Linked DNA regions of Homo sapiens: region 1 is linked to region 2. The links are chromatin contacts, found by Hi-C or POLR2A ChIA-PET in ENCODE. All regions are on one chromosome and are shown on one strand. The core of a region is the stretch at or near the end of the contact, and the rest is flanking DNA. Distances in the headings are between cores, read along the strand shown. Region 1 has its middle 77 kb from the start of MIR4432. Region 2 has its middle 36 kb from the start of MIR4432.

Evidence for each region. Hi-C counts contacts between places; a loop is a spot of excess contacts on that map. ChIA-PET counts read pairs that join two places held with the same protein, here RNA polymerase II (POLR2A). Pooled maps may share reads with other maps.
Region 1: a map with no recorded cell type shows a loop between it and region 2 (5-fold over the local background). The contact joins two enhancer-like sites. A Hi-C loop is called at or near these places in 2 of 168 maps with a recorded cell type or tissue (B cell and OCI-LY7), 33 of 37 single-sample maps with no recorded cell type and 7 of 50 pooled maps. POLR2A ChIA-PET finds 5 or more read pairs at or near these places in 6 of 52 experiments (B cell, GM12878, H1 and 3 more).

The regions. Positions count from the first base shown.
Region 1 is chr2:60,307,955-60,313,232 of GRCh38, reverse strand. No RefSeq gene overlaps it. Among named protein-coding and RNA genes, the nearest start is that of MIR4432, 77 kb to the left of the region's middle. RefSeq lists an enhancer at 1,947-2,016. Within about 2 kb of position 1,577, at least 2 of the 41 ENCODE cell types and tissues checked have a DNase peak (open chromatin) inside an H3K27ac peak, as active enhancers do; they include GM12878 and OCI-LY7, where a contact is called at or near this core.
Region 2 is chr2:60,348,623-60,353,828 of GRCh38, reverse strand. No RefSeq gene overlaps it. Among named protein-coding and RNA genes, the nearest start is that of MIR4432, 36 kb to the left of the region's middle. RefSeq lists enhancers at 128-177, 318-397, 878-1,377, 2,148-2,227. Within about 2 kb of position 1,273, at least 5 of the 41 ENCODE cell types and tissues checked have a DNase peak (open chromatin) inside an H3K27ac peak, as active enhancers do; they include GM12878 and OCI-LY7, where a contact is called at or near this core.

The DNA.
Region 1 (5,278 bases), core at 328-2,827, 41 kb after region 2:
AGATCACCTAGGGTAGTGCCTGATGAGAATGAGGTGTTGGTAAAATGGAGCTGTCTCATTGTGCTTCGACACTTAATTGTACACTGTCTCTTCAATGACAAAGTGAAGCCTTGAGGGTAGGCCCCATATCTGCACATTAAAATTCCTCAGGATCTCTTACTAAACTGGCATGCAGTAGCCAGAAATGTAGCCGGTGAAACTTTGTTGTTTAGCTATTTAAGTGGTGAGGGAAGGAGAAGAGGTCCCAGAAAAAAATCTCCCAGCCATTGGGAAGGGAGGTGTTCGTGGTGGTGGGGAGAGGACTTGTGGGTGGTTAAGCTTATTACCCTGATTAACTTGGTTAGCTTGTTACCCTGATTAACTTTATCCAAGTGTTTCATATGCTTAGAGCTTATCTGATCTCCACATGGGCCATGAAAGCTACTGGGGCTGGGAACTCCTGCCCATTACCAATTAGAACTGGGGTTATGACTAAAAACAAAAGAGCTTTACTTTGTGTAGCACTCCACCATTTTCATTTTCATTTTCTTTTCTTTTCTTTTCTTTTTCTTTTTTTTTTTTTTGAGATGGAGTTTCACTCTTGTTGCCCAGGCTGGAGTGCAATGGTGTGATCTTGGCTCACTGCAACCTCTGCTTCCTGGGTTTAAGCGATTCTCCTGTCTCAGCCTCCTGAGTAGCTGGGATTACAGGCAAGGGCTACCACGCCTGGGTAATTTTTGTATTTTTAATAGGGATGGGGTTTCATCATGTTGGTCGGGCTGGTCTTGAACTCCTGACCTCAGGTGATCCACTGGCCTCAGCCTCCCAAAGTGCTGGGATTACAGGCATGAGCCACTGCACCTGGCCCACCATTTTTATTTTCTTACTTTCTTTTAAAATAGTTTTTAAATTAAGGTATGACTAACATACAAAAAAGCTATAAATATTTAATGTACACAGTTATCCCTCGGTATCCTTGGGGGATTGGTTCCAGGACCACTACAGAGACCAAAATCTGGGGATGCCCAAGTCCCCTATATAAAACAATGTGGTATTTGCATATCACCTATTCACATCCTCCTGCATACTTTAAATCATCTCTAGATTACATATAATACCTATTACAATGTAAATGCTATGTAAATAGATATAAATATAGCATATTTTTAAATTTGTATTTTAAAATTGCTGTATTGTTATTTTTTATTGCTTTTTTTCCCAAAAATTTTTGGCAGGTGGTTGGATGAATCTGAGGATGTGGAACCCGTGGATATGGAGGGCTGACTCAATGCCTTGATGAGCTTGAAGATAAGTATATACCCCCGAAACCACCACCACAAACAATGCCATAAACTTAACCACTGCCTCTAAAAGTTTCCTCTCTCCTTTTTTCTACAATAAGGATATTTAACATAAGATCTACCCTCTTAACAAATGTTTAAGTGTATAATATAGTATTGTTAACTATATGCACTGTGTCGTACAGTAGCTCTCTAGGATTTACTCATCTTGCATAACTGAAACCATGTATCTTTTGATCAACACTTCTCCAGTTCCCCCTCCTCCCAGCCCCTAGTAAGACTATTTTAGATTCCTCATATAAGTGAGCACTTCACTGTTTTCAAACTGCATTTGTAAAGTTGATCTCCAGGTAGAGTTGCAAGATAAAGTACAGGACACTCAACTACATTTGCATTTCAGATAAACAACAAATAATTTTTAAATATTGCATGGTTCATACCTAGACCAAAAAATTTTGTTGTTTATCTGAATCTCAAACGTAGTTGGGCATCCGGTATTTTTTGTTGTTGTTGTTGTTATTGTTGTTAAATCTGGCAATATTATCTCCAGGCAGAAGACTAGAATTGTGGTTAAAGCACAAACACTGCTAACATAGAAGTGGTTAGTACTTCAAGCTCTGCAGCTTATTAACTTGGTGTCTTTGGGGAAGATTTCTTTTCTTTTGAGTTGGAGTCTTGCTCTTATTGCCCAGGCTATAGTGCAATGGCGTGATCTTAGCTCACTGCAACCTCTGCCTCCAGGGTTCAAGTGATTCTCTTGCCTCAGCCTCCAGAGTAGCTGAGATTACAGGTGCCTGCCACCACGCCCGAGTGATTTTTGTATTTTTAGTAGAGATGGGGTTTCAACATGTTGGCCAGGCTGGTCTCAAACTCCTCACCTCAAGTGATCCACCCGCCTTGGCCTCCCAAAGTGCTGGGATTATAGGTGTGAGCCACTGAGCCCAGGCTTCTTCTTCTTCTTTTTTTTTTTCCCTTGCAACCATAATTTTCTTGTGTGTCTATCACGCATTGTGTGCCAGGCTGTGCTGTGAGAACTTCATGAGATAATGCACATACAGGCTCAACACATAGTGCTTGCTAAGAAAGGTATCGTTATTCTCTCATTCAAGCCTAGCACAAAAGACATGTGAGGAAGACACTGAGTCTTCATTTTAGAGAGGAGGAAACTGAGGCTCAAGGTTGTGAAGAATCCTGGTGAGGCTGATTTGAACCTGGATTCCAGAATCCTGCTCTTTTCTCCTTAGGCGGCTGGTGGGAAATTGCCAGGTGATTTCCAGGCCAGGGCCTTGCATTGTAGACTGCCAGTTCAGATGTCTTAGATGGGACTCAGAAGGTGGGATTGAAAGGGGCAGTGGTGCAAACCCAGTGGAAATGGTTGCTAAACACAAAAGACAAGTAGGCGGTGTCTTCTTGGGCCAAACTCCCCAGTAAGCTGCTATCAGTAGCATTTGCTCAGGAGTGAAACACACACAAAGTCTGTTCCTGAGAACTGCTAAGCAAGTGAACTTCCCCTTCCCTTGGGTCAGCACTTTCCCTCTCAGGGAGGCCTGGAGCCCTTGGGAGCCTCTTGCTTCTGTGATCCCTCTCCAGCCCCATGGAGGAGGGATGCTGGCTTGAGTTCCCCATGTGGGGGTGGCAGCTGGCCTTCGCCACGGCTCCCACCTAATGAAAACATTGCAAGATGGACAAAGCATAAAGCAAAGCAGAGACACTGATGTGTGGGCAGGTGTGGGCAAAAAAAAAAAAATAAAAAATAAAGTTCCAGCACGCAAAGTTGAATTGCTGACACATGGGGTATCTTAATAGTGTGGGAAAAGGGGATTATGAGATCAAAGGCCATGATAAGAGGGAGATTATTTAATCACAACTCTGCCACAAAGAGGGACAGTCATATAGGAAGAGCAGGCACTTACACATGCCCATTTCTTTGATTTCAAAGTGTGAAACACTCCACCAGATTCCACACAACCTGCTCCCACTCCTGACTCCCCAACCCTCCCGCCCCTGCTGCCTCCCACCACTGCCTGCTTTTGCTGGTAGAATGCAAGACCTCTAGTGCACACCAAATTTGCTTCCCTGGGATTTTATTTCCAACTCATATTTTTATTTTTTCATAGCTAAGTGTTTTTCTCTGGCTTTTGAACATCCTGGCTTTTGCTTGAAGTCTCAGCCCATGTTCTTTATTTGGTGGTAACATTAGGAGTCAATTTGGAGGTTTTAAACAAATTATTATTATTTCATTTTTTAAGAAAAGGAAACCGGTTTGCCAGCATTATTGCTAATTCTTAAAATTCAAAGCAGTTTGTTAGAGACTGTTCTTTGGTCTTGGAGATGGAGCCGAGTTTGGTTTATAGCCCGTTGTCTTCACACCCATCTTGGTGACTAATACTGTAAGATGGATTTCCTTTTTTTTTTTTCCTTCCTTGAAGTGGGTTTCAAATTCCCAAAGAATTTCTGGGAGGGGAAAAAATCCTTTAATTGAAAGCAAGAGAAAACAAAACAATAAAAACATAAGAGAGCGACAGAAATATCATGTTTAATGAAACCAAGTTCCATCCCTGCAGATGGAGGCACAGAATGACCTAAAGATAGAAAAACAAGTTTCTTTTATGTGCCTTTTAAAGCTCGGTTTTATTTTGAGGGTTGCCTGTGTGACTGACCAGAGCCTCACCGAGCCCTTTAGAGAGCAGGCAAGAGGAGTCCAGCCGCCCTCCACCTCCTTCGAGTCTCCCAGGCATAATGCACACTCAGACACTTTCCTCCTGGGGCCTCAGTTTCTTCTTTGTAAATGGGCAGATTCTTGTCTACCTCCATGAGTTTTTGTAGGATTCTTGGAGATGAGTTAAGGAAAGTTCTTGGCACAATGTCTGGCCCTTTTGAAATGATGCTGGCTATTCTTGTGGCCTGATCTTCCCCACCTGTGAGGCTCTGTGTGCAGGCAGACCATAATCTTCCATCGAGTAGGGCTGGGCTTTGCACACCTGAGAGGCCTCCTGGGCCCTGATGATACCCGTGGACTGAACAAGTAACCAAGAATAACAGAATCATTCAGGCAGGTTTCTTAAAATAAACTAAGAAAGAAACCCTGAACATCCTTTTTAAACAAATTAGGCAAAACACAGAAAAATAAAACAAATTTTTAAAACTCCACAAATCTGTAATTAACTCTATTTCATTAGTAATTAATGACTTGAAAGTTTTCCTATTCTGCTGTCAATTCTTGCATCTCTTTGAAAACCTTTCTGTCTTTTCCACCTTCTATCTATGGAATTACTCTCCCAGAAGGTTGAGAGGACTTGGGTATGTTTTGAGGCTAGAAATGGATTTGACCCTTATCCATTAGAAAAGGGGCCGGGTACAGTGGCTCATGCCTGTAATCCCAGCACTTCAGGAGGCTGAAGCAGGCGGATCACCTGCCATCAGGGGTTTGAGACCAGCCTGGCCGACATGGCGAAACTCCATCTCTACTAAAAATACTAAAATTAGCTGGTCTTGGTGGCAGGTGCCTGTAATCCCAGCTACGCGGGAGGCTGAGGCAGGAGAATTGCTTGAATCCAGGAGGCAGAGGTTGCAGTGAGCTGAGATCACGCCACTGCACTCCAGCCTGGGTGACAAGAGTGAAACTCCATCTCAAAAAAAAAAAAAAAAAAAAAAAAAAACACACACAAGAAGAAGAAGAAGAAGAAGAAGAAGAAGAAGAAGAAGAAAAGGGCACTGAGGCTCTAATAATTGCGTATGGCCTATGAAATTCCTAAATAGCAGGGGCACCATTTATTCTGGAATCTTCTTTGCTAGAGAATAACAGAGGATTGTGTATCACTAATCCACCTTTACTATTCTTCACATACACTGCTCCTGCCCACCCTAGAACAATTTTAAGCACTTGGCTGGAGTCTCTGACTTTTCCTATTACTCCTAACCTGCAGTTTTCCTCATCTCACTTCCTTTCTCCTCCTTGTCTTGGTGCAGCAAACCCTCTCTTTCCTTGGTTCTCCAGT
Region 2 (5,206 bases), core at 24-2,523:
AAATGTTTGGTAACATGTTGCTGAAGTTGTAAAATGTGTACCTCCCAAAACAAGGATATTCAAAAGTTAAGTTTCTCACGGTGATGTTAACACATCCGCATCGCGTTGCACATGCTGTACAATTCTGCATCATAAAAAATGGATTTACAAGCTTAAGTACTACTCGGGAATATTACATGTGTGGAATGTGGCTGGGTTAATGTCACTGTGAGACCCTTAGCCGTTGCCAAGGAGGTTTCCTGAGCCTCAGCTGGGGCCAGGCGGGGGCAGACTGGAGAAAGCCGCTGCTGCCTGGGCCTGCAACTTTGCCTAATGAACAAAAACACCATTTTGGCCTCAAAGATCTTGAGCTCCACAAGCCACAAATCACAACGAGGAAGAAATCAAACATTAAGGTTTCTCTCGGATTATTATTGACCAGGACGGTCTGGAAATTATAGGATCTTTCTAAATGTGGGCAGGGGCTTCCGTGAGGTCCAGCAACACAGTGGCATTTGCTTTTACTGCTGCTATTTCTCTGTTTCTGGTTTTACTTACTCTGACCCCTCTCCACACCAGAGCCGGTGTGAGAGCTGCTGTCACCTGGCCTTTCCCAGAGCTGGAGGGAGTCCCTGGGGGACGAGTTGGGTGGCAGGTGATGCGTGTAGACTAGGATGTGAGATTAACTCCAGTCCGAAAGGGCCCTGGGATAAATTACACATGTCCGAACATATCCATAGAGGAGGAGTTGAGTGGAAATAGGCTTCAGGGGCAGCCAAAGAGGGAAAAACATGAGGACATTGTGTGTGTGTGTGTGTGTGTGTGTGTGTTGCTGTAATGATGGGAGGGAGGATGCAAGGCAGGACTTACGGGTCCTAGCCAGCTGTGCTGCACCTGGTCCGTGAGGCAGTGTGGAGTCCACCGAAACGACCCTCAAGCCTGATGCCAGTTCCAGAAGCCCAGTCGGCAACTCTGCCACCTTACACTCCTCTCCCCGTGGAACTGCCTGGGGGTGCTGGCATGGGGACATGAGGGATGTCTGACAGGAGAAACAAGCATTTCAAGAGTGTGTGGTTGGCTTCGCTGTCCTTTGGGGGGAGGAACTGGAATCAGTCAACAGGCAAGTAAGTTGTTATTGCACACCTTTTATGTATTCTGCTGGGCCGTGGGCTGCGGAGGGCACTAAAGGGGTAGAACATCCTGCTCCTCTTGAAGACGCCCAGCCTTTGGTCCCATGACCTCAGGCACATGCGTAATCTAAGCGGCAGCCCAGAACTCATGACGGGTGCCCAGTTCCTTGATGCCTCCTGAAGGAAATGCTGCAAGCTGTTCAGAGGATGGAGACTGCATGGGGGTGTTCGTAGGCAAGGAAGGCTTCAAGAAAGAGGCAGCTCTGAGCTGCTTTTCAAAGAAGAGAGGATTTAGACAGGCAGAGAGAAGTGGGGATCACTCAATAGAAGTAAATTCCACAAGCTCTGATCTCTATCCCTAATAGGGAACGGGGCTCCTAACAATAGCTTTTTTTTGTGGTCTGAATTCAGGCCCGACTCCCAGTTCCAGCCTGAACACTGGTCAGCTGAAGACAACGCTGCCACCTTCATCTCTTCCCTGCCTGTCCTGCTTACAACAGTTGCAAGAAGTTTATACCCACATTAAGCCCCCAGAGGCAGGCTGGCAGCCAGCCTTCGCCACTGGTGCAGAGAACTGAGTCAACCACCCGGTGTTCCTGGCTGCTCCCCCTGAGAAGCTTTCCCACCCTGTTCCCTGAGTCGAGAGTCTTGGCTGGGCACCTGCTGCACTGTGGACGTGCGGACGCGGCCTCCAGAAGGGGGAAGGGAGCCCTGGCTGGCTTCTCTGAGACGTGTTGAGTGGCTTGCCATTGAAGACTGTTTCCTCACTCAGGCAGCTGCATGCCCCAAGTGAGTGACTTCCTCTCTCTGGACTCAGTTTCTGAATCTGTAGACAAAGAGGGTGGACCAGATGGTCTTGGAGGTGCCTTCCAGGTCACATCTCTCCTGTTTCTAACAGCAGGTGGAAGCAGGTGAGGAGGGCAGTCGGGCAGAGAGGAATGGAGAGGAATTCCCCCACAGAGGCTCTTGGGAACCACACAATTCCCCATTCTGGTGCCACCTGCTTCAAGGATGTGAGTGAGAGCAGTGCTGGCCTTGAAGCCTACATCGGTGGGTAGTCTAGCCTCCCTAGATGTGTCCTTAGGTGTCATGGGATCCATATCTGGATCATCAAGGAGACCTCACTTAGGCTTCTCTTGACTTACCAGGAAAGGCTAAGTCTTGCTTCGGGCAGGCAGCTGCCTCTGGGGCCCGGGCCTGTGGCCCCAGGGGAAAGAATTGTTGCCCCAAGATGCTCATGCAATGTTGTGTGACTGTGGCAAGGCTGTGCCATTTTAGCTGGGATCAACACGCTAATGGGCACAGGTCCAGGGGGAGTGCAGGTGCCTTCCTGGGTGCAAAGTGGCCCTCATCCCCATAGCACACAATGTCTGCACAGCTGAGGCTGGAAGGGACTGGCTGAGGGCCGTGCTGGTGTGGGCAGATCCCTGGAAGATCACCTGGGCCATCTCCTCATTCTAAAGATGAGAAGAACGAGGCTTGGAGAGGATGAGTGTCTTGTTGAGGGTTGCACAGCAAGTTGGGGACACAGCTGCAGGAAATCCAAGTCTCCTGATTCCTAGCCCATGATATTTTCTCTCCCACCAAGTTGAAAGGCTGAGGTGATGGGAGGCCTGGCATACCACAGATGGAAACTTGCATCGTTGCCCCCGGGGCTCAGATGATTCTCTAAAAATGTGTCTGAGGAAGTGAGAGTGCAGGGCCTCTCCTCACACGTTGGAGCTGTAAGTAGGGCACGTGCTTTCAGCTCCAGGCAGGACTGGAGAAGGTTATGGAAGGGCAGCCAACCAAGAAGCACTTATTTAAGCATTTTTATGTGCCTAGCCCTGAGCTAGGCATAGTAGGGCATAAAGGAGCTTTGAAGGACCCTCCCAACACAGCAATTTCACTGCAGCTGGTGAGCAAATTTAACTCACAAATCAATTACAAAAACAACCTCATGCAAGCTACTGTTTGTGTAATAAAATGTAAGAACATATATTTGTATTTGCGTAAAGGAAATCTGGAAGGATATAAAAAGATAATAAAAGTGTTAACTAAACAGTTACGTGATGGGGTGGGGGTGAGATTTTTGTCCTTTGTACCTTTTAATTACAAAATTATTTTGAACTATGTGAATGCATTTTCTTTGCAAAACATTAAATACAAACAATAACAAAAAACCCAGACAACTAAATGTGAATTGGGTGGCAAGGGGCCAAAGGGATTTGGGAAAAGCAGAGTTCAGAAGATGTCATAGAGCTGATCCAGGTTTCTGGAAGGCCAGAACTGGAAGAGACTGTTGGCGTTATTTTGTCCAACTTCCCATTCAATGCTCGTGTGTTTTGTACAACAGCCAAGACATGGACCTTCGAGAGTCCCTCACTCAATAATTCCTAAATGCTATGGCATGACAGTGCTAACCTAGGGGTCACAATGCACAGATAGGTCGGTCCCTGTCTCAATGGCCTTATGTTCTCCAAGTGTACCCTTGACTGAAGTGCCAAGGAGATTCTGATTCCTAGGGAAAAACAAGAAACACAGGAGTTAAAGGGCTTGGAAGGAGGATAGAATTAGGGAAAGCAGCAGAGTTTAGTTAGGATTTGAAATAAATCTCAAAGGAGGGGTCAAGTTTTGACAATCGGAGGACAGGAGTACCAGGTGGTAGGGATATGGATAAAGATAGAGATAGAGGCATGTTCTCAGGATTAGCAGGGGACTAGGCCAGGTAGGGTGGAATAGTAGGGTGGGAATCTGGGTGAGTATATGTTGTAGATTGTATTGACTGTCAGTTTGAGCTTTTTTTTTTTTTTTTAATTCAATAGAACATGGAGAACCAATAAAGATTCCTGAGCATGTGCTTGAGTCATTCTTCTTGAAATTCTCCAGTGAGTGGGAACTCCCTATTTCATCCAAGAACTCATGAGGATGAGCTTCTTGGAAGCAGTAGGAATTGATCTGGGGCTTCAAGGATCAGAATGTCGAAGGTACTCTGGGTGGAGGGAAGAACGAGTCTAGTGTTAATGCGCACTGGGAAAGGATTTTGAGCATGAGAGAGCATATCCATGCTGTGCGTTGGGTAGACAGCTCTGGCTGTGCTATCTAGGATAGGCTGGAGGAAGGGTTGCTTGAAGCAGCATGACAAGTTAGGAGTCCCTCACAATTGTCCTAAGAAGAGATTCTGAAAGCCTGACTTAGGAGGTAGTAATGGGAGTGGAAAGGCACACTGGAAAGACTCATTCCTCTCCTATCCCTGAGGTCCTCTTTGCTTGGATTAGAACAAAACAAAACAAGACAAAACAACCAACAAACTTCTGACTCACTTGCCAGTCTCAAGGGAAGAGACTATCCTTAGCTCAACAGTCCAAGATCTCTGTTTACTAGATATTTTCCTGGGTCATTTCTTTATTTCCTGTGCCACTGGCAGGGGGTGGCAGCTGTGGTCACCCTGGCCCTGGTGTTTTTTGGCATTTTGCTGCAGTTTAGATTGTGTTGATGGTAGGATAAACATTTCCATCCTTGGGCATCTTGTTCCATGCCAGAGGAAAGGTACTCAACGGTGTTGAAGCCACTGATACAGCTGGCCTCAACCTTCTCATCTTGCATATGAGAAAATGGAGGTCCGGAGAGTTAAAGAACATGTTCAAATCATGTGGGGAGAAGTGGGGACACAGGAGCAGAATTTAGTCCTTAGGTCTTGGACTTTTTTTTTAAGTATACCTTGCAGTTTTTATTGAATAATGCTAGTATTTACTGACCACATACTATGTGTCATACACTGTGTTAAAGCCTTCATTAATTTCATTTAATCCTCTTAAGTTGCTATAGGTAGGGACTATCATTATCTCTATTTCTTCAGATGACAAGCTGAAGGTCAAAGAAATTGAGTAATTTTCCCAAGGTCATGTAACTAGGAAGTTGCAGAGTCAGAATTTGAATCCAGGTCTATCAGACACCATGTATCTGTCCAAGTATAAGGAACCCCCTGAAAATTACTTATTAAAAATAACTCTGACATCTCCAGCCGAGTGTGGTGGCTCACGACTGTAATTCCAGAACTTTGGGAGGCCAAAGCAAGTGGATCACTTGAGGCCAGGAGTTCGAGACCAGCCTGGCCA